Regions from separate parts of the Homo sapiens genome. Here region 1 is linked to region 2. Evidence: chromatin loops called from intact Hi-C (ENCODE). Cell type or tissue: dorsolateral prefrontal cortex. All regions are shown on one strand. Links, peaks and the distances in the headings refer to the core of each region. The heading gives the core; the rest is flanking DNA. Region 1 has its middle 7.0 kb from the start of LINC01206. Region 2 has its middle 240 kb from the start of LINC01994.

The links. Hi-C counts contacts between places; a loop is a spot of excess contacts. Peaks named below come from ENCODE experiments on the same cell type or tissue, not always from the same donor. Only the 100,000 strongest peaks of a DNase experiment are listed, where the experiment ranks them.
Region 1: it touches region 2 in a loop (2.4-fold over the local background); 10 of 110 quality-filtered maps call a loop at or near these places.

The regions. Positions count from the first base shown.
Region 1 is chr3:181,939,399-181,951,338 of GRCh38, reverse strand. No RefSeq gene overlaps it. Among named protein-coding and RNA genes, the nearest start is that of LINC01206, 7.0 kb to the left of the region's middle. In dorsolateral prefrontal cortex, for the core only: no CTCF peak of the experiment used is centred there; no DNase peak of the experiment used is centred there; H3K4me3 peaks cover 626 bases.
Region 2 is chr3:182,242,385-182,254,324 of GRCh38, reverse strand. No RefSeq gene overlaps it. Among named protein-coding and RNA genes, the nearest start is that of LINC01994, 240 kb to the left of the region's middle. RefSeq lists enhancers at 9,430-9,724, 10,986-11,940 and a silencer at 9,430-9,724. In dorsolateral prefrontal cortex, for the core only: a CTCF peak has its summit at 5,778 (motif pointing left); a DNase peak (open chromatin) is centred at 9,934; H3K27ac peaks cover 3,515 bases.

The sequences.
Region 1 (11,940 bases), core at 1,547-9,546, 300 kb after region 2:
ACATATTACTGGCCTTTTTATTTAGCTGTCACAATACCAGCAGTGGGAGAGTCACTATGCAGAAGAAACAATGGTAACATGGATCACTTCACATTGAAATGTGGTACCTAATTATTGTTTTTAGGGGTAGTCTAATGAGTGGTACTTGTAGGTGATTAAACATATTTGGGTTTGGAAGACCAATGGGTTGAGAACCAAGCCACCCTCCTTACAACAGTATGTGGAGAGAGAGAGTTTGGGTACTGCATCTGCCTCAAGAGCCCCATCCCACCCCACCCACAACGCCTTCTCATGGCTTCCATGAGAAGCCATTTAACAATGGCTGAAGATGCCTGAGAAGCCACCCAGCCAAAAGAACCCATTCAAAAGGACATCCTGGATTTGTTGCATATCATCATGGATTTAGCTTAGCAGCCACTGAGAACAAAAAGGATTTAAATATATATATGTATAGCTGATGATCCTAAATTAAAAGGCCCTAAAAATATTAGTGTATGAGTTCCTTACCCTAGATCATATATTGTACTAAATACTGAGGACAAAGATAATAACCCTCCCCATCCCTCAGGGAACTTCAACATGCACCAAAGATAGACCCTTATATATTTAACAGAAAAGCACAATGGCGTGATAAAATTTAGGCATGAACAGATCATAATGGGAGCATGAAGATGGAAATGACTGCTTCTGCCCAGTTTAGAGACATTGAAGGAAAAGGGGGGAAAAGTCTCCGTAGAGGAAGGAGCATTTGACCTGGGCTTTTAAAGGAGGAGGAGGAGCTTGACAGATAAGAGAATGGAGCCTCTGGTAGAGGAAACACAAAATAGCAATGGGACATTAAAGTAGGGACCAAATTTGCAAAGCAGTTCTAACATGACCTGTACAACAGTAATCCTGTGTTCATGCTCCTCTATGGTTTGAGTTGCTAGATGTAAAGATAATGTATATTAAACATCTTTCTTCAATCTTGCCAGATCTTGAAAATCAAGTTTGTAACTGCATAAAAATGGTCTGTTCCCCAACTCTGTGACCTAAATCTTTTGCTCAAATAATGAATACCAATTTAAAGAGCAACTTAGAGAAAGTTGAGTGACAAAGTGAAAAGAAAGTAGTTCAGAAATGGAGTGTGCTTTCTCACAATCATTCCATTTACTCTAACTGCACAGTCTTAAGCACTAGGACTTCAAAGATGAATTAAACATGACTTCTCCCTTCTAGGAGCCCACAAATAAGTGAAGGAAAATACAATGGCTAAGAAGCAAGACATGCATTTATCTAGTGGATACTGAAGGACTGGAGCTGGTTAATGACGATGTTTTCATCAGTCTGGGGCAAAATTAGCAAACTTATTCTCAGCTTTATCCTTCTTACCCAGAATACATCCTCTACAATTGCTATGTGACATTTTACATTTCTAAAGTGACATAGGGTCTGCACATCTCAAACTGAGTTTTAATTTTTAGAAAAGTAAATGCATTTACATTTTCTACATTAAAATATCATTTCTTCTCTGATATAGTAGTAGATGGTAATTAGGTTATTTAAATGGCTTTACTAATATGTCACTTCCATGCCGTTCCCCAAAAGATATTTACCAGTTCCTATAAATGCAAAAAGTATGAAAACTTGCAGTCTACACCACACCAAACAAAATGTTTCACTAAATATTTTTAAACTGTGTTTAGTAATGATTTTGGAAATGTTTAAATTCAGCCATGAAAATAGATCCCTATTACACACAGATTTAATAGACTAGGTATTATTTATTAACAGGCTAGAAATATAATTGCAAAAACTGCCAAACCAGGATTTAAAATAATGATTGTGAGACCCACAAAGAAAAAGCAGATTATACAACATTTTGTTTACTGCATGATATGTGGCTAATATATATTTTTCACATATATTCACATATATATATACAGGAAAAGAACTGAATGGAAATATACATATACATATATGTGTGTGCATATTATATGATTTTTTCTTTTTACATATCTACATTTTGAAATTTTTATATTATGAATCTATATTGTTCTTATAAGAAAAATATGTATTTCTGGGCCAGGCACGGTGGCTCACGCCTGTAATCCCAACACTTTGGGAGGCCGAGGCAGGCGGATCACAAGGTCAGGAGATTGAGACCATCCTGGCTAACATGGTGAAACCCCGTCTCTACTAAAAATACAAAAAAAAAATTAGCCGGGCGTGGTGGCGGGCGCCTGTAGTCCTAGCTACGCAGGAGGCTGAGGCAGGAGAATGGCGTGAACCCCAGAGGCGGAAGCTTGCAGTGAGCCGATATCGCGCCACTGCACTCCAGCCTGGGCGACAGAGCGAGACTCTGTCTCAAAAAGAAAAGAAAAAAGAAAAATATGTATTTCTAAAGAAAAAGAAATATATATTGATTTTTAGAGAAAGTACTTATTTAAAAAGTACCATCAATGTTTTTTAAAATGAAAATTTTAACCCAACAATTTACCTTCAAGACTCCGCTAAGGAAACAAGAACCAGAATTAAAATGCAGAATATAAGATTTGTTAATTCACTCAGTAAGTATTTACAGAACACCCACTGTGTCAGGCACTGTGTGGGGCAAGAGGATTTCAGCTATGAAAAAAAAACAAAAAAACAAAAAAACGAAAAAACAGTCCTCTGAGAACTCAAGATTAGTGGTTCCTAATTTACAACAGGATCACCTGGAGGGTCCTTTTATTTTTTTTCTTAATAGCCACCTCCCTCTTCAGGAATCTAGGGTGGAAGAGAGAAATCTGGTTTAAAAGCTACCCAGGTAATTCTGAATCAGTCAGCCTGGAAGCAACCTTTGAGCGCCCACTAGTGAGGTGGTGCCTTGCCATGTCCTTTCCAATACTGAAAAACTGAAAACCAAGCACTTGTTGGAAAGTAAGAGAAAGTTTTAATAAAGTAAAGGAAGTTCACATAATGAAATTTTATACAGACATTAAAAATCCTATTTTGAAATACGGTTTAAGATCTAGGGAAAGTCTCATGATAAAATGGTACTGGAGAAAAACACAGGTTAGAAAGTTGTATTCAATATGATCACAATTTTATTACATAAAATGTATATGTAGAGGAAAAGAATAAAGACTAAAAAAATTGTCTAAAACATGAACACTAATACATATTATCTTACAGGAACATGTTTTTACTTTCTGTTTTCTATTTTTTCAAATTTCTTTGAATTTTTTCCAAATTCTATATAAAATAAACATGTATTACTTTAATAATCAAGAAAAAATTACTTTCCAAAATAACAAGGAATCATCATCTCTTCCCACCCCCACCCTGATGGCAAAACATGGGAAATCAGGATAACATGGCAGCAGAGACATAGGCCTCCCTGTCCAGAAAGGGCCTGGATTGTTTGCAATTCCTAGGTTTATGAGAGACAAGACTTTATGAAGTAGTTGTGATAATCCTCGTTTACAGATGAAGAGATAAAGCCTCAGAAAGCTCCATTCTCTTCTTACTCAAAAAAGAATGATTGTGAAGCCTTTAAGTCAGGCATTGTTCACAGTGTGAACAGGGCACAGTCCCTTCCCACTAGGATTCACAGACTAGTAACTAGACACTCAGGAATGTGCACAAAGCTAGAAAGTGGCAGAGCCAGGATTTGAATCCAGGTCCTTCTTGTCTCAGAGCTTATGCTCTTTTCCCTGGAGCACTGTTGGACCTAACCAGGTGTCAATATATATTAGACTATTTTAGGTCCCAGCTGGGGCCCTCAAGGCAGGGATGAAAGGAGAAGGTCATCCTGCTCCAGCTTTATCTTCAGATCTTCCTTTGTAATCACCACCTGCCATCACTGAATGCATCTATAAATCTGGAGTGACACAGGGTTTCCACCTCTCATCAGAGAGTGGGGAGAGTTTAAGGATAAAAATAAAATGATTTTCTCATAGATGCCCTTTCATATGTCACTCCAGTGCTCAAAAATGTTTCAAGGATTCCCCACTGCCTACTGGCATGGTCAGCCTCCATATCAAAGACGCTCCATGACCTGTCCCAGTGTTCCTCTCTACCCTTCCCACGATGCCCCTTAACATCCATGAGTGCCTTGCCCTTCATCCCCTCCAATCACTGGGCTACACATATTTATTGGCTCCATGGCTTTGGGCAGCTTACTTAATATATATTTAAGTCCCATTTCCTCATCTATACAAAAAGAATAGCATTATCTCATCCCAATTTATTAAGGATTAAATAAAATGTTTCCTGTAGAGCACTTAGCAGGGTGCTAGCCCATAATATTAATAAAGCAATCAGTAATGTTAATTTATTGCTATTGTTTTGGCTGCTATCTTACTTTTTGCTTTCCCTTTTCCATATCCATATTTTTCCCTTTCTAAGTTGCTTTTCTTTTTCTTTTTTCTTTTTCTTTTTTTTTTTTTTGAGATGGAGTCTCACTCTGTTGCCCAGGCTGGGGTGCAGTGGCACCATCTCGGCTCACTGCAACCTCTGCCTCCCAGCCTCAAGTGATTTTCCTGCCTCAGCCTCCTGAGTAGCTGGGATTACAGGTGCGTGCAACCATGCCTGGCTAATTTTTGTATTTTTACAGGGTTTCACCATGTTGGCCAGGTTGTTCTCGAATTCCTGATCTCAAGTGATCCACCCGCCTTGGGCTCCCAAAGTGCTAGGATTACAGGGTGTGAGCCACCAAGCCTGGTCCTGAGTTGCTTTTCATGTTCCTCCTCTTCTTCCTCCTCATAACCTAAACCGAAACTATTCAAATCCCAGCTTCTTCCTGAAAGCCCTATAGGGCAATCCTAGCCCACAGCAAATACTCTGTCCTCTGAACTCTTTCTGTAGAAATTCAATTTTGCACTGATAGTTGCCAGATAACCTATGGTTAAATGTTCATTCTCTGGTGTAAAGCTACCTGAATTCAAGTCTCTGCTCTACTCTTCACTAGCTACAGGTAAGTGTCTCTGCCCAGAGTTGGTGTCCCATCATATTATGCTGTCCTGCAGAGAGACCATCAGACTCAAGCCTGCTAGCCCCATATGCTGTGCATTGCAGCTGCACTGTCAAGAGTAGAGCCCTAGGCTGGGCGCGGTGGCTCACGCCTGTAATCCCAGCACTTTGGGAGGCCGAGGCGGGCAGATCACGAGGTCAAGAGATTGAGACCATGCTGGCTAACACGGTGAAACCCAGTCTCTACTAAAAATACAAAACATTAGCCGAGCTGTGGTGGCGGGCGCCTGTAGTCCCAGCTACTCAGGAGGCTGAGCCAGGAGAATGGCGTGAACCCAGGAGGCGCAGCTGGCGGTGAGCCGAGACTGTGCCACTGCACTCCAGTCTGGGTGACAGAGCAAGACTCTGTCTCAAAAAAAAAAAAAAAGAGTCCAGCCCTCTAAACCTGATGTGGGTTAACACGCATTCCAGGGGTTGGGTTGCCTAGGCATATCAGGGATAGTTAGATAGTCAGTGGCTGGGAATCTCCGGCAAAAACAGTTATCCTGTCTTTTATTTGAACAAGTCTCACTCTGTCACCCAGGCTGGAGTGCAGTGGCACGATCTCAGCTCACTCCAACCTCCACCTCCTGGGTTCAAGCGATTCTCCTGCCTCAGCCTCCCAAGTAGCTGGGATTACAGGCATGCATCACCACATCCGGCTAATTTTTGTATTTTTAGTAGAGACAGGGTTTCATCATGTTGGCCAGGCCAGTCTTGAACTTCTGACCTCAGGTGATCCTCCTGCCTTGGCCTCCCAAAGCAGTCATTGGTCCTTTTGAATCACATAATCAAAAGCCAATCTCAAACGTTCAGTGGCAATGTAGCACAAGGTTCTAAACTGAAAATTTTTGTATTATAATAAAGTAGCTTCAGTCAGCTTTACAACAAAGACCCACTGTCTTTTATTAATTTAGAGGATAGTCTTATGATCAAAGAAAGCAAGATTTGTTTAAAAGTAATTTTTGTCTGAAAAGGCATAGGCCCCAAATGGGAATCTATCATGTTCCCTACTAAGATATATATGTTTATGTCTTGCCTAAAGCCCCATGCACATAGTGGGTATGCAAAATATGCTAGTAATTAATTTATCAATGAAAAAATGAGGTTTTTTTGGAAAAGGACAGCAAAGTTGACATCTTCGATCCAATAATTCTACTTGTTGGAAATTTCTGCTAAAAATAGATTCTCATCTGTGTGGGAGTGATATGGTTTGGATATTTGTCCCCTCCAAATCTCATGTTGAAACATAATTCCACTTTGGGAGGCCAAGGCGGGTGGATCACGAGGTCAGGAGATCGAGACCTTCCTGGCTAACATGGTGAAACCCCGTCTCTACTAAAAATACAAGAAATTAGCTGGGCATGGTGGCGGGTGCCTGTAGTCCCAGCTACTCGGGAGGCTGAGGCAGGAGAATGGCGTGAACCCAGGAAGCGGAGCTTTCAGTGAGTCCAGATAGCGCCACTGCACTCCAGCCTGGGCGACAGAACGAGACCCCGTCTCAAAAAAGAAAAAAAAAAGAAACATAATCCCCAGCATTGGAGGTGGGGTTTGATGGGAAATGTTTCGGTCTTGGGGGCGGATACGTCATGAATGGCTTAGCACTATGCCCTTGGTGATAAGTGAGTTGACAAGAAGTCTGGTTGTTTTAAAAGTATGTGGCACCTACCCTCCCTCTGTCTCTCTCTTGCTACCACTCTCACCATGTGACTTGCCTGCTCCTACTTCGCCTTCTGCCATGAGTAAATGCTCCCTAAGGCCTCCCCAGAAGCCAAGCAGATGCCAGCACCATGCTTCCTGTATAGCCTGCAGAACCATGAGCCTATTAAGCCTCTTTTCTTTATAAATTACCCAGACTCTGGTATTCCTTTATAGCAACTCAAGAACAGCCTAACACGGGGCAGGGGATTTCAAAATTTAATAGAAATAAAAGATACAACCTTAAAGCCCATCAATAGAAGAATGAGTAAGTGAAAGATGCTAATTCCACCTAAGGAATACCATGCAGCCATTTTAAAAATACAGAGAATCAAATATCTGCTGACTGAAAAATGTCCAAGACATATTAAGCAAAAAAAAGAAAAATTGCAAAAAAGCAGGCATATTATGTTTCTTGTTGTGTTCATATTTAAAGCCTCCAAAGTAGGTATATTTGTATGTAAATGTGACACAAGGAGATTCAAAAAATACAGAGCAAACTTCTGACACTAGCCAGTTATCTCTGAAAATGGGAGAGAGTGTGCATGATTGTGTCTGTGTACATAGGGCTGGGGGGGGTAGGATGGTGATGGAAGTATTGTTAAATCTTTTACAATAATACTCTATTTGTATATTACTTATATAACAAAAGACAAAAAGATTGTCAAGGGAAAATAAACAATTTAAATTTTGTTAGAAGGAATTGTTTCAGAAATGATAAACCAAAAATATATTTGCTAAATTGTGATCACCAGGTTAAAGAAATTGATTATTTCAAATCTCATATTTGCTGTGTGTGTGTGTGTGTGTGTGTGTGTGTGTGTGTGTAGTTTAAAGGCTGCTTTCCCTCGGTCATTATGTTTTACACTGCCACTTCATTCTTCCTTATCTCAGAATAAATTCCTTTGCTAATGTGTTTTTAAAAATCAGAAAGCTTCCTCACTTAAAAGTCACCAATCAACTGGATCTGTTTTGTTAAGAAGCGTGCTGAGCAAAATGTGATTTGGATGGAATGGCAGGCCCAGGAAATGAAAAATTAGCATCACATGGCAATTCAGAACGTGACAATAGTCACTTAACAACAGATTTCCCTTTATCTTTCCAAAGGAGAGCAGTTTTTTTGGATAGAAGTTGCCTAATTGTTTCAGGGCACCCAGGTGAAGCCAGGATGAAGTCACCAGCTTCCCTCCTCATTGTTCGCTTGAAGCTTTCCTGCCCTCACCTCAGTGGTTCTACCTGCAACAGCTTAAAGGGGTATCCCTCGGGGCTGTTTTTTGAAGTCTGCATGCTACATCATGCTCTAAGACCCTAAGGAGGCTTTGTGGTATCATAACTTTCAGACAGACAAGTCGCTAAAGTAAACAGCAGGGGAGAGGCACGACAGGCCACACACCTACCAGATACCTACATTCAACCATTAGCACATGTCAAAATGGTTTAAGATTAATTAAAACAAATAGTCCCATGCTGGAAGAAGCCACACTCCCCGTCCCTACAGAGTTTCATTCTCTTTTTCTACTTCCTGTAAAACAAGAGTAATCAGATAGCAACAGTCTCAGAAATCTCAGAAATAATAGGGCAATGGTAAATTTTCTAGGCTAGGAATGCTGCAACATCAAGGAAAAAATATACAGCCATAAAACATTTAGCTGGTTTACAGAATATTTAATGATGAAGGCTGGAAAATATGTTACTGATGGCAACTCCTAGAAGGATATTTGAGCAGTTTTCCATGGAGTCTACTTTTAGAAAGTGTTTTAATCCCTTGATAAGTTCTAACCATCGAAATATGTTTTTGAGTCCAAAATTCAGGAAGATGTTAGTTACCTATATGATGAAGGCATGTGGTCACGTCTCCAACAGAAGAGAATGTTGGTGATTATCTCGATAAATCAAGTTTTAAAATCTGACTAAAGCAATCTTATTGATTAACAGACTCCTACTCATTTTAGTCCTGTCTTTAAATCTCTGTGTTGGAGTAGATTTTTCGTTGAGAGTTTATTTGCTCAATTGTGTTTTGTCTGAAATAAACAAGAACACAGAGTAGATTGTAATTTGCTTTCCCTCTCTTTGGGATCTTTTCAGGGCAAAGATAAATCAGATTAGGGAGCTGTTTGGCATGTAGCTTCTTCTGCCCTCTCTTTTGCATCAAATAGAAGTCTCTATGCTGTTTCTTGACTAAATTTGGGCTGGTTTGCTCATTCATTCTTTGAGAAATACTAAGAGAACATTCTGGTCTTTTCCTGTAACAATTCTCACACTAAACCTCACTTGTAAATGTAAGGTCTGGAATGAAACTGTGAACATGAATATGAAAACACTGTACTATTAGATTTCCATTTTGGTCTGTTTCTGGCTTGATTTGATTAAAGTCCACTCAGACTATACATCTAGCATCTTGCTTTCTCATTCTTCCCACCACAGTTTAATCCTTAATTTCCTCTACTGCTGGAATGCTTCATGCTGAATGATTGGATTAACAGCGCGGCATTTCAGGATGTACCTAAATCAGCTCGGTGGTCCAAGACTCCTTTAATTGATAACTGGCTTTCCTGCATTTATCAATATTAAATGTTGCCTCCTCTTTACTTTCTTTACTTTTCTTTAGTTAATACAAACTGTTTTCAAAAAAAACAGATTTTTACAACAGAGGGTCTCTTTTCTAGGGAGGAGGACACTGAAAGAACAACACTTACACTCACCTTTTTTTTTTTTCACCTCAAAGCAAACATTGCATTTATTCTTTGTTTCCAGCTTTCATGAACTTTTTATCTTTTCTCTCTTTTAGATCTGTGTATGTTCACAACAGCTGTCTCTCCGGGAAGCCCATATCCCATTTCTTCAGCTCCCCAGAAGTAGACATACATATTATTTCCCTGAGGGTTAGAGAAAGCTATCAGAACTTGGCAACATATAAAGTAAATACCCACTAATTGCAATACATTCATTTAAATCAGGTCTTTATCCTCCTTAGGCATTGTAGTAGGTGGCTTCCTTTGAAGTCTTGTTGAATTTGTCCAAAATTACCTTGCCAGAGGCAGACGGCTGTTTGGAACATTTGTTCTGAACCGATCCCCAAAGCAGTAAATCTTAGCGTTGGTAACGGCTCTGCTCACATGCCACAAAAAGGAAATGTCCTGGGTAGGGCATGAATCCAGGCTTAGATCCCCCATTGTATGCAAAGAACAGAAAGAGAAAGAGAGAGATACCTGCACAGCTCCCAGGGATATAATGCTGTTGTACAACTCTGATGACGTTATAAACCACAAACCCTGTACATTAGTGAAATACAAACCAACAGACTGCCAGTGAATTAGTGATTTTTTTTCTTTTTTTCTGCTGGATCCATTCATGCATGCATGCTTGCATCTCTCATTTAATAGTGATTTTATTAGACAGTGTTATCATTTGTTTGCTTACTTTAAACACAAGTAGCTTATGCCCCTCAGCATTTTAAATTCATGATGAGAATATTATTTTACCTATATAAGGAATAATGCTGTATTGGCATTAGGGTGCCATACCTATTATAGATTCTTATCTTCCTCACAAATGCACTGATAGAAAATCTGATGCAAACAATCACACTCTGAGATCTTCAGACACATTCAAGGCTTTGTTTGGGGTGCATTTCATACTTTTACCATGTACATAGAATGGCTTTCAAGTCTTTTCAGTCTGCTACCAGGCTTTGCTTCTATTACAATAGAAGCTGCTCTGCAGCAGGTAAAGGAGCTTCCTGAACTTGGAGCAAATGATTCTGTAGCTAATTGTTATGGAGATAGGCTTAAGTCATCTTCTACTTGAGTAAGGAATCCGAATCACCGAAGACATATAGGAGGAAAATATGTGGGAGTCTGCAGTTGTCTTGCTTGTTGGTACGTGGTGTGCTGTTCATCCTCCACCTTCAAACAAAATCTAATGGTCCTAAGATAAAGCAAGAACCATAAAGACAAAATCAACCCAAATCTCCAGGACACAGTCTTTAGAGCTCAAACTAGATTATGCCCTCTTTTGTTGTGGTGACTATTTCTTCACCTCTGAACACAATGTCAAGTGTTATCTTTGATCTATAAAGTGCTAAGTGGTCTATAGTTTTGTAAAGAGCTTTTTGTTTACCCTGGCAATAATAATGAATTATTAGCATCTGTTTACGGACCTCAAAAGTAAAACTGCAAATTTACAGTATTGAAATGACGTATGAACATTTTTCAAGGAGACTTCAATTTGAGGGCAAAGCAGACACCATCATTGAAGTACATATTTTCTAGAGCTTTCGGTGTGTGACATAACGAAACTTGCAATAGGCTTCATGCCCTAATGAAGAGTTCACAATCAACTAAGGTATAGACTTGTGTAAAGTTAAACAGTAATATCAAATACACAAGATCACATAAAACTGAAATAAATCTAACTAACTTTTCATCAATGTGGAATTAGGTAAATTATGGAACACCGGTATAATGGGATACTTTATACTCATTAAAAAGAATTACATAGGCCAGGCATGGTGACTCACGCCTGTAATCCTAGCATTTTGGGAGGCTGAGGTGGGTGGATTGCCTGAGCTCAGGAGTTCGAAACCAGCCTGGGCAACATGGTGAAACCCCATCTCTACTAAAATACAATAAATTAACTGGGCATGGCAGCATGTGCCTGTAATCCCAGCTACTCAGGAGGCTGAGACAGGAGAATCGCTTGAACCTCGAAGGGGGAGGTTGCAGTGAGCCCAGATCGCACCACTGCACTCCAGCCTGGGCAACAGAGTGAGACTCCATCTTAAAAAAACAAAAAAAAAAAACAAAAAAACAAAAAAAAAACAACTATGTAGCTCTGGATATATTGGTATGTGAAAGGCCTCAAGATATATTTTTCAGATTAAAAAAGGTGTAAGATAGTAGCCATAGAATTAGCTTACTTGTGCAATTTTTGTTTGTCTTATGAAGTCTATTTCTTGGCTGGGCGCAGTGGCTCACGCCTGTAATCCCAGCACTTTGGGAGGCCAAGGTGGGTACATCACCTGAGGTCAGGAATTCAAGACCAGCCTGGCCAACATGGTGAAACCTCATCTCTACTAAAAATACAAAAAATTAGCTGGGTGTTGTGGCGGATGCCTGTAATCCCAACCACTCGGGAGGCTGAGGCGGGGAAAATGGCTTGAACCTGGGAGGTGGAGGTTGCAGTGAGCTGAGATCACACCATTGCACTCCAGCCTGGGCAACAAGAGTGAAATTCCATCTCAAAAAAAAAAAAATCTATTTCTATTTC
Region 2 (11,940 bases), core at 2,420-10,419:
GAGCCTTCCCTAAGAATGTTTTGCTTATTGTTCTTTAAATGCCACTGTACTCATATCTATGACACTTATAAATCTATAGAATGTGGGAGCTAAGAGTTATTTTAGAGACTATTTAGTCAAACAACCTCATTTTACAGCTTAAAATAAAAAAACCCAGAGCAGATGAAATCAAACAGGCAGCTTGTCATCAAATTAGACTTAGGAAATAGTATTTAGTCTGGTAGTAATGAAAGATCATTAGAGATTTCTATGTAGGGAATTAATATAATAAAAGTAATAGGTATGCATCACTGTTTTCTAGGCTTTTCAGTTATACAAAAAGTCCAAAAAAGTTCTTAGAAATACATAGACAGCCAGATATACACAACTAAAAACTAAGGGAACCAAACATAGTGTTGCAACTTTTTTCATCAAGTGGAGAAATAAAAACAAATGCATTATCACTGAATAAATACTTAACTAAAATTTTGTATAAGAAATGTTTTTAATAGAAAAAAATGTTGAGGCCAGGCCCGGTGGCTCGTTGTCTGAAATCCCAACACTTGGGAGGTTGAGGTGGGAGGATCACTTGGAGCTGGGGAGTTTGAGGCTGAAGTGAGTTATTATCACATCACTGCATTCCAGCCTGGGTGACAGAGTGAGACCCTATTTCTAAAAAGAAAAAAAAAAAGGAAAAAATTTCAAATTTTTTCAAAACTGAAATGTAAATCACTCCCTGGAGATTCTGAGTCCACAGGTCTAGGATGAGGCCAGGTTTGGCGGAACTACTGATTTATTTCACCTACCCCTCCAAAGCAGAAAGCTTTCCCTCATCTTTGAGAGACAGTGCCACAGACTGCTGGATGCCTGTTCTATTTGGGATCCTTCCTCTTTGAAAGAGATGTTAAAAATCTGTGTCTGTAAGGGGCTGAAGATTTGGGATCTGAAGGTGGGCATCCAAGTTCAGCTCATTTTCCTCACATTGAAAAAAAAGAGAATTATGGTAAGGAATTCCCACTCCACAGGACTGTCATGAGGCTTAAATAGGAATATAAATGTGAGAATTTCTGTGTAAACTGTAAAACACTTCACAAATGTTAGTTACTGTAATAGTATGTAGGATCTGGCATTTGATTTGCCAATTTCCTTAAAGGCTAATTTAAAAGCCAAATAATATTCCTCTACCCTCACCCCATACCTGAGTACAAAAATTCTCAAAGTAGAACATGCTAAACCAGAGATATTTTGTCCTAGATGAAACCTGAGGTTATTGTTTGAGGTTTCATTTTAACGTTAAAATTACTAGAGAACAGAGGGATGTCTTAGAATCACACAGCTGTTTCTTGGAATCTTCGTCAAGAAGAAACGCCGTACTTGTGCCCTTTTCCTGACTCATGTTTCTATTGTAGAGTTAAAGGGCATTCTTTTTCCAAGAAAACCAAAAGCACAAGAGAATCCAAGGCAGTGCTTATTGGCACCTACACTAACTGGGTATCAATAGCATTAGAAACAATGAATGCAATCCACGTTAGAACTGAAAGGTACTTTAGATTTCACAATCCAGCTCCCTTATTCTGTAGATGAGGAAACAGAGACCCTTTCAGTGAAGGGGAATGAGTTGCCTCACATACCACAGATCTCCCAGTCTCGTGTCCTTTCTGAGACAATACAACTGGGAAGGGCTTATCCTGCTGTTTCTATCCCACCTGTGAAGGTGCAGCTATTGAACATACACAAACAATGCATACACAATCACACATTCGTATATGGAACATACAAAAACAGCAAGACGGCACGTGAAGACGCTGCTCCCTTCCTCCCTCCACCTCTCCAGGGACCAGGTACATTGATTTGTTTGTTCCTTCCTTTGCTGATTCTTTCACTGGTTCATTCATTCAACAATCAAGTGACCCTCAAATATTTGGTGAACAGCTACTATGTGTAAAGCACTGAGCTCAGCAAAGCAAGAAATAGGAAAAGCAAAGGCAGTGTGAAAGGAAAGACTTATGCATGTGGAAAATATACCATCACTGAAAATATAGAGGTCCAGTGTGAAATGCAAGAGTTAGAGCAAGAGAGCATATTTCAGTAGCGCAAAGAATGACATAGATGAGCAGCGAGTAAATTTACAGCAGCTTGAAAAAGAAAAGCTTGGGTAGAAATAAAGACTCATTAAAAACAAACAAGCAAGAAAAGCCAATGAAGGGCTCAGTAGAACATGAGTCCCACGATATCAGCCTCTTGTCTGTCTTACGCACTGTTGTACATTCAGTGGGTGTTCAGTAAATGTTTGTGAACTGAATGGCATAGTTGCAGGACGTCTTCTCCTTGAATCTGGACTCTCAGTTCCTAACCTGGGATAGGAACTTTAACCCACAATTAAGTGGACTTAAGACACTATATTTGTTAAATGTTTGGCCCAGAACTTGGGGCCTTTTCATTATGGTTGCTTTTGAGGAAATCACTGAATTTGAGGAGTGATTTTTGTATCATTTCGTTCCTTTAGGAATAAAAATACACCCACATTTCAGTGTTTCAAAAGGTTTAAACTACTTTAATGTTCCAGGAAAAATTAACTGCTAAAAAAGTAGATACAAACATGTTTACTGGTGGTGTACTTTTTTTTTTCACCTTAGGCTCCAATGTGGCTTGGCATCTTGGCATGGTACTGGACTTTATTCAAAATTTCAATGTTTGGTTATCATTGATTTTTGCATTAATTTTGATGCTTAAAATATTACATTGAGATAGTGTTGAGCTTGATTATGAGTTTTTTTGTTTCCCCCCACCTCCTAACCCTTAAATTTTGTGCCCAAAGCAAGTGTCTCACTTGCCTTAAGTTAATCCCAGCCTGAAGAACAACCTTTTCCAGTCAGTTTCACTGCAGCTCTGCCTGAGCTTCTTTACAAATTAGAGCCTGATAAGTTGTCTAAGGGGAACCTGGAGATTGACAGGAGATGGAGAAAGCAATGGATCCTGAGAAAAGAAGCTGGGGAAACTCGTATCTTCAAGAATCATATTGTGGTTGGGTGCCATGGCTCATGCCTGTAGTCCCAGCACTTTGGGAGGCCAAGGCAGGTGGATCACTGGAGGTCAGGAGTTCAAGACCAGCCTGGCCAACATGGTGAAAACCCAACTCTACCAAAAATACAAAAATTAGCCAGTCTTGGTGGTGGGCGCCTGTAATCCCAGCTACTCGGGAGGCTGAGGCAGGAGAATTGCTTAAACCCCAGAGGTGGAGGTTGCAGTGGGCTAAAATGGTGCCACTGTACTCCAGCCTGGGCGACAGAGTAAGACTCTGTCTCAAAAGGAAAAAAAAAAGAAGAATCAAATTGTATTTTAAATTCATTGCTGTAGATTCTAAAGGTGAACTTACGAATGTGAATTGTTTGTAAAACAAGGGATTGCTTTTTTAAAAATCATATATTTGTTTTTATAATACTGTTTTGACTCAGAACAAAGCACCCACCGAGGTGGGCAGATCACTTGAGGTCAGGAGTTTGAGATCAGCCTGACCAACATGGTGAAACCTCATCTCTACTAAAAATACAAAAAAAATTAGCTGAGCGTGGTGGTGCATGCCTGTAATCCCAGCTACTGGGGAGGCTGAGGCAGAAGAATTGCTTGAACTCGGGAGTTGGAGGTTGCAGTGAGCCGAGACTGTGCCACTGCACTCCGGCCTGGGTGACAGAGCAAGACTCTACCTCAAAACAAAACAACAACAACAACAAAATGCCACAAAGCACCCATATATACCTTCTCGCTCAGTGTGGCTGTTTATTATCTTTTTTTTTCTACCTCATTAATATAAGAGAGAAAGAATAAGGTGGGTTTTAAGACAGAAATTTACCAGTGGATAGAGAAAACAATGGGGTGGGGTGGGGCAGGTGCTGCAATTTGTGAATAGCTTTAGAGATCAGAATCTCTTGGGGACTGGGAGATCTGGGGGTGGGAGTGGACTCTGTTCAAAACTCGTATTTTATATCTATTATAAAGTTTAGTGGAATTTGTTATGAACAGAAATAATTAGTTCCTTTCATAAGGCCTAAAACAACTATAACTGTGCAGGGTTTTTTTTTTATTGTGTTTTTAAATCAATTAAAAAGTATTATATGCATATAGTATATAAAGTTAGGAAATATTTATAATAGAAAATAAAATGAAAATCATCCATAATCTTACCACCCAAAGATAACCATTGTTAAACAGTTTAGCATGCTAATTGGTAACTTCCTCCCAGTCTTGTTATGGTGCATATAAGTGATATCATACTTCATTTGCAGTTCTGCATCCTTTTTATTTACTATTATATTTTGAGCATTTTCTCATGTCTTTAAAATCATCAACATATATCATTTCTTTTTTTTTTTTTTTTTTTTTGAGATGGAGTCTCACTGTTGTCCAGGCTGGAGTGCAGTGGTGTGATCTCGACTCACTGCAACCTCCGCCTCCCAGATTGAAGTGATTCCTCTGCCTCAGCCTCGAGTAGCTGGGGTTACAGGTGTGTGCCACCATGCCCGGCTAATTTTTGTATTTTAGTAGAGACGAGGTTTCACCATGTTGGGCAGGCTGGTCATTTCTAATAACTATATAACATTCTATTGCATGGGTTTAACAGGTCCCCTGTTGTTGGACATTTAGTTCAGTTTTAATAATTACCATTATAATAATTCTATAATAAATATTCATCTTTGTACATAATTAATTGGTTTAATTTCTGTCCATTGGCTTAGGCCAGATTTTTAAAAGTGAATATCGACCAGGCGCGGTGGCTCACACCTGTAATCCCAGCACTTTGGGAGGCTGAGGTGGGTGGATCATGAGGTCAGGAGTTCGAGACCATCCTGGCCAGTATGGTGAAACCCCATCTCTACTAAAAATACAAAAATTAGCCAGGCGTGGTGGCACGTGCCTGTAGTTCCAGCTACCTGGGAGGCTGGGGCAGGAGAATCTACTGAACCTGGGAGGTGGAGCTTGCAGTGAGCCGAGATCGTGTCACGCACTCCAGCCTGGGCCACAGAGTGAGAATCCACCTCAAAAAAAAAAAAAAAAAAAAAGTGAATATCAAATGTTTTTATTTTTGAAGAACGTATAAATTTTATTTATTTATTTAACTCTGTTTTTTTAGGTATAACTTAAATACAATTTCACACTTTATTATATATGTTCTCAACTGATCTTTCTACTGATTTAGTGTCTATGAGATATACCAAGGTTCTTATAATAATTGGAAAAATGTATCAGTGCAAATGCTAATGAGTAAATATTTCAATCAGAAATTTTTCTGGAGAAACCCACTGCTATGGATTTTTTTCTTTTGAATAAAGATTCTTTGAGTTATTGAAAGTAAATAAGAATTTGCCTGTTTTTCTAATATTTTTTGAATATTTTATTTACTTTTGTATGTGATGTCCATGATAAATAGGATGATAGAAGAAATACAGCCTCTTTTGTACTTCAATTCCTCAAATTTTCCTGGGTCACACTTAGGGTTAGTGTGCTGGATAGGCTGCATTTGAAGATATGACTATATTTCCTTTGTTTCCTAGTTTGGGTTAGTCTGGTATGTTTTAAAATATGGTTATGCAGACACATTTCTAAGCATTCCTTCCAGCTGCTGGCTGTTGCTTTCGTGGGTGGCCACCCCAGGGTTTCCTGAGGCCTTCTGTTGGTTCTACTCGCTGGCTGTCGCCAGGGCCTTCCCTCTTCCACTACCCTGGGTGTCTGTGCTTGTTACAATGGAGGCCGATCCCTCAGCCACACCAGGAGCAGATATGGACATAAGGGAAGTTTCTCAAGAGCCATCTGGTGGCCAATTGTGAAGTTTAATGTCGTTATTGAGAGATGCATCTCTGGGGCCATCAATTATTGGTTCCATGACCTTCTCACCTCCCCAGCTCCTGAAAATAATCAATGCAAATCTTTTTTTCAGTGCCTAACTTGGGTCAGACACTTATGCTGAACTCTTTACAAACATCATCTATTAAATCTTCAGAGCAACTTTCTGAAGTGGGTACTATTATTTCCATTTTACAGATGAGAAAACTGAGGCCAAAATATTCCAGAGCTCAGATTCAAGAGCCCATGCAGCCCTGTGCTGTGCAGCCTTTATCCACATTCTTATACATCACTTCTACATTCTGGGTGGGCCGAAGCTGATGGGTGCCTAATGACAAAAGGAACTGACTAGACAAAGATGGAAGCTCAAAAGCTCCCTCTCTGCCTTTAGGGTAGAGGGGTGGGGAGGGTGCAGGCCAGCGGCAAAATGTCAAAGCAGGGCTCCTCCTATCTCCTAACCTAGTCTCTACTACTTCCTAGAAACGTCTCTGTCTCCCTCCTGCCTCTCCCAAGAGCTTAATGACCTCACTCTGACTCTGGATTGCCCAAAGTCCTCCTCTTTAGCCATCTACCGGCTGCAGCTCCTACCAAAATGCCTCACAGTCTAATAATGCACTGGAGACTAAAGGGAACACTCGTTTTTTACCTCTTTTTTTTTTTCGAGATGGAGTTTCACTCTTGTTGCACAGGCTGGAGTGCAATGGCACAATCTCGGCTCACTGCAACCTCTGCCTCCTGGGTTCAAGCAATTCTCCTGCCTCAGCCTCCCGAGTAGCTGGGATTACAGGCGCGTGCCACCACGCCCAGCTAATTTTGTATTTTTAGTAGAGATGGGTTTTCTCCATGTTGGTCAGGCTGGTGTCGAACTCCCGACCTCAGGTGATCTGCCCGCCTTGGCCTCCCAAAGTGCTGGGATTACAGGCGTGAGCCACCACGCCCGGCTTTTTCTTACTTCTTTAGCTCCCCTCTCCGACACTGGCCTGCTCCACTCAGTATTCACAAAAGGTCTAATGGTGCTGGGCTCTACTACACAAAAATGCTACCCCAACCTCTAATCATTTCCAAAATAAAACTCTCTTGGGAAACCACTGTGTGGGTATAGAAAAAGCTCTAGTTGGAGCACTGGAAACCTGATTCCTCACCCTAGATTTGCCATTGATTCAGCAGCGATTTGCAAGTGCCTTATGGACTAGGATTGTCTAGACAGAGGAAAGCACACTAAAGTAAAAAACATGGGTCCCTGTCCTCAAGAAACTCCCCTGGGGAGCCTTGAGAATTTGGTCAAGTAAACTAACAGGCATCTAAAATGTATCATCCATAGAAAGATAACTAATAATATTTTCATCGTTTGCCTCACAGACTTGCAGTCTCTTCCTGCCCCATCACCAGTTCCACTTTTCAGCTGCTAAATGACTGCTTTACAACACAGTACTGATTGTGCCATTTCCTTGCTTAAGACCTTCCGCGATGCCCTATTTCCTTCAAGATAAAACTCTGTCTCGTTGGCCTGCTGTGTAAGATACTTCATGGCCTGCTTGCCTATCCTGCTTCAGCTCTCTGTCCCACATGTCCTCACATGCAATCATGTCAACTATTCCACGGTGTTTTCTGTCTCCTCTGCAGGAAACCTTTCCTGATCCCAAGGCCCACTCCTGTGGTCTCTCTCCATGTTTTATGCTTGCTTCTACCAGCATTCTCACTCTTCTTAACCCTGAGCTTTTGAAGATGGAAACTGTGTCTAGCATTACGTTTAGCTTATAATAGGTGCTTAATAAATGTTGGATAAAAGAAGGGAAACTCCAAATGAGCGGAGTGGTTGTATTTCAATAGCTTACTCTTCCCGGTGACACTTAAATACTCACACAGCAGAACTACTGTTCGGTAATGTTCAGTCCCAGTGGTGGAAGAAGCAGATGTCCCCAGGTCTCTTGTCACTAAGGGAAGAAGCTCATGATGGCTCATACTTTTTTTTTCTCTTCAAAGGAGCATTTGTTAGAGCACTGAAGACCTTCTGAACTACTAGAGCTCACAGATTATTATAAATACACATGGATAATTCCATAAGATAGAGCCTTGGATGACCTTGTCAAGAAGGACCCAGAACCTCAACCCCTTTCCTGTTCTGGCCCCGGCATGCAGGGCAGACAGCCATACCAGCAGGGATCAGCCAATACAAGAGATGACTCAAGCCAAAGAAGTAGAGGACTTGCTGGGTATTGGATTGGGATTTAGGGGTCTTCAGAGAGTCTCAAAGCAGTGTCTAGTGCTAGTTCCTTTCTCCCAGCCAATTCCAAAAGTGCTGTCTGTGTCCCAATCCTCATAGTCCTTTTACTCCCACCCCACACCCAGTGCCTGGACAATGGATTCTGCTGCAGAAACTTGGGCCCAGATTTCTGCTTTCCTGGCTAGTTTCTAAGAGAAAGCCTTGATCAGAAAACCAACTCACAAAAATCACTCCTGGTTCCAGCCCCACTCTGGTTGATCCCACCAGCTTGTGAAATTTCTTTGGGAAATAGGAGTATATTGAAATGTGAATAAACTGCATAGCTCACCCACTAAAGCCATACTCTAAAATCTCTAGCCTTTATAACCTACCAACCATGGATCATCATAGTGGGATCATCTGCCACATCAGTAAAAAGAAAGATAACTATTTGGAATAGGTTCCCCTTTAAATCTTGTATCTAATTTCCGACCTATTTTTTTCTTCCACTTATATATCCTCTTCTCCTCTCTCCCTATCCTCCCCAGCCCCCATCCCATCCTGACACACAGACACACATGCACACACAGGGGTACCTGGCTTGTTTCCCCACTGTTATACCTTTGTTCGTGCTGATCCACCTACCTAGGGCTAACTTAGACCCAATTCATCCTGCAAAGCCAACTTAAGCCCTTTTCCTTCCATGTTCTTACAATATTCCCGAAAACCATTCCTAGCACTCCCTCACTGCACCATTTAAACATTGCATGTTAATACGTCTTTCTTTACTGGTTCTAAGCTCCTTAGAGCAAAGGCTGCACCTTATTTAGCTCTGCCTCAGTATCTGATTCATAGCAGTCACTCACTGTGAGACACTCACCAAACCCAACACTTCTGTGCAGCTTTCCCTGATCATGGCAGCCCATGCCGTTACTTCTCTCCAATCCCATTGTGCACACTCAGTCTTGTGCAACTCGATGTCTAGACTCCTCTTGAGTTGGGTCATGCTCTTTCTGTGCTGTTCTTGCAGTGAGATCCTCAAGGATGCAGAACCTGTTGCATATCCCTTCTGTCAACCCCACAGTTCCTGGAAGTGCTGGACGAGAGAGGTACAAAAATTAGTTGTGGGTTATTTGTTTTCTGAGAAAGGAAGAGGTAGTAACAAACGGATCATGAACCACAACAAAAAAGAGGGAATTCAAGAATCGTGTGGGCCTGGATTTTCTCAGGAGTGGTATTGCCCTGGTTAAACATGATGGGTTTTATTTTTTATTTTTTGTAATTAACTCCCATTTCCTGAGGGCCAACTATAAGCCAGACATTTTACTGAACATGTTTACATGCATTAAACCATTTAATTTTCGCAAAAATACTGCAGGAGAGACATCTTTGTCCCCATTTTACACATGAGGAAATTGAAGCTTGATAGGGTTTGGTGACTTGCCAAGGTCACCCAGCTAGTTAGAGAAGGTCCAAGAGTCCAACCTAGTTCTGTGAGGCTTTAGACCTGTGTACTCTTTCCACATACTACTGAGTTTAGCCTGGCAAAGCACTCTTTGAGCCTTCTTTCCTCTTGTTTCTTAGTCATAGCAATAATCCCAACACATGGGTCTCTCCTCTGGCTCAGAGAACCTGGAGGAGGCCATGTTGATTTGGGCGCTACAGGGTGACTGAATTTCTGTTGGTGAGCCTGGATGTCCAGTTCATCTTGGGGCTGTGGAAAGCTTTGGAGGCTCTTAAAGCAATCTGGTTTACCCAGAGTTCAAGAGGTTGGGAGCAACCTAGAGCCAGCAAGGAGGCCCACAAGGGTCAATGCTAATTGGGGCAGATGCCCCAGGGGTACATAGCCCAGACTGTTCCCAAGGAGTTCAGCTGGAACCAGATTGCCTCAGGAATGTGAGTGAGGCAAACAACTACTTGATTGTTCGAGCCCCTACACTTGGTACTGGGTGCTGCTTCCCAGCTAAATGTAGGCCAACAGGATTTCTGAAAACTGTTTGCAAAGCTGAACGCAACACTTCCTTCATTTGCATTTAAAAAATAAACTCAGCCTTGAAATGGGCATTAGGCAGGCCCTTCCTGAAAACTGAGAAAGAGTGTAATGGGATAGATTTCTGCTGTCCAAATTGAGGGACTTGCAGGTAACACTAGAACTTTTCTCTAGCATTACTGTTTAAACCCTCCATCCTGAATGTCCTACATTAAAGCACATGTTCAAAATCATTCCTAATCCATAATATCCATTATTTCTAAATTAAGTTTAGGACAGCTCCTTGATTTCCCTCTTGATATCACAGTGGAAAGGCTCATATCAAACAGAAATAGCTAACACTTTCTGTTATCTAGCCTATCTGCTCTTGCCCTCTCAGTCTCCAGCCACCTATACTACATATTTAGTCAAACAAAAGTTTTGTATAACATTTTCTAGCTTTTGAGAAAGTGATTACATTTCTATTGCAAGTCCTCTGTATCTCTTGCATCAGATCTGGTCTAATAATACTGAGGCTGGGTGTAGTGGCTCATGCCTGTAATCCCAACACTTTAGGAAGCCAAGGCAGGTGGACCACTTGAGCCCAGGACTTTGAGAACAGCCTGGGCAACATAGTGAGACTCTGTCTCTACAAAACGATTTTTTAAAAAATTAGCCAGGGGTAGTGGTGCATGCCAATAGTCCCAGCTATTCAGTAGGCTGAGGTAGAAGGATTTCTTGAGCCAGGGAGGTCAAGGCTGCAGTGAGCCTGATAATAATATGAGAATAATAAGATAAAAACTTGCCAGATTTAATCTCGTCATATGCCTACTTTTTAAAAATCAAACTCTTTGTAAAAGTACTGTGACATGTCATTCTGGGCTTCATGGATTTGCTCCCAGGGAAAAATACATCTGCATACATAGTGAGTTAATACATATGAATGAAGGTTTCTAGATGAGTTTTGAAGATGACCTCCATCTTTTTTTCTCCTTCTGGACTTTATCCACATAGCCATTTTTTTTTTTTAGGAATCAAGAATGACTGTTCTCACTGAGAGCAGATGTAGCTAAAATGAACAATACATGTTCAACATGTGGCTGATACACTTACATATTAAATGATAGAGAAAACTTTCAGAAATATGCTTTTTTTCTTCCAAACTTAAAACATTTTTCTTCCTTTTGAAAGCTTACATTTCTCACTCCATTGAAATGGACTGTTTTAAGAAATCAGTGGGTACAGTCACGTCTTCAATGTTCTTTCCTCTGATGACTAAACAAAATTATTATAGTTCACTGGTTTGAATGCAGTTTTGGGTTGTGTTTGCATGTTTGCCTGGTCATGTTATTTATAAAAACCATGCCTCTGTTGGAATAACTGCAGGGAAAAGAAAGACCTATCTGGAGAAGTTTGATTTGTTTTCTGTGTCTGTAATCAAATTACTTATAAATGATATGACATGGTTTATAATGCTTGAAATTTTGCTGTCAGAAACACATATATACACTTTGTGGTTGAATTCTCCCAGGTTTCCTTTTAAATCATGTAGGTCTCTGAGACATTTCCACCAAAATGTGGTAAAATGCAGAAGTTGGCAATTCAATTTTATTCAGCCTTTCAAGAAGGAAGGCCTAGATAAGCTTTGCTTGTTCATGTCAGTGATAATATTCATCAGTGAGGCCTAAATGTAATTCTGTAGGCTTGCTACTGCTTTGTTGTACTGTCATTTCTGAACCTCAATCTCTCTCTCTCTCTCTCCCTCTCTCTCCCTCTCTTTTTTAATCACAGCAAAAAGTTTCTTAAGAGCTTAACTCACAGCCAAGTGCCAGCTCCCCCATTTAATTTGTCCTGCTTCCCCACAGCACTTGTACTTTATGTTCAGGCAGAGGTGAGGTCAGTTCTCAGGGCCCAGCTCGCTGGACACCCTCAATGATGACCTCATTAGAGT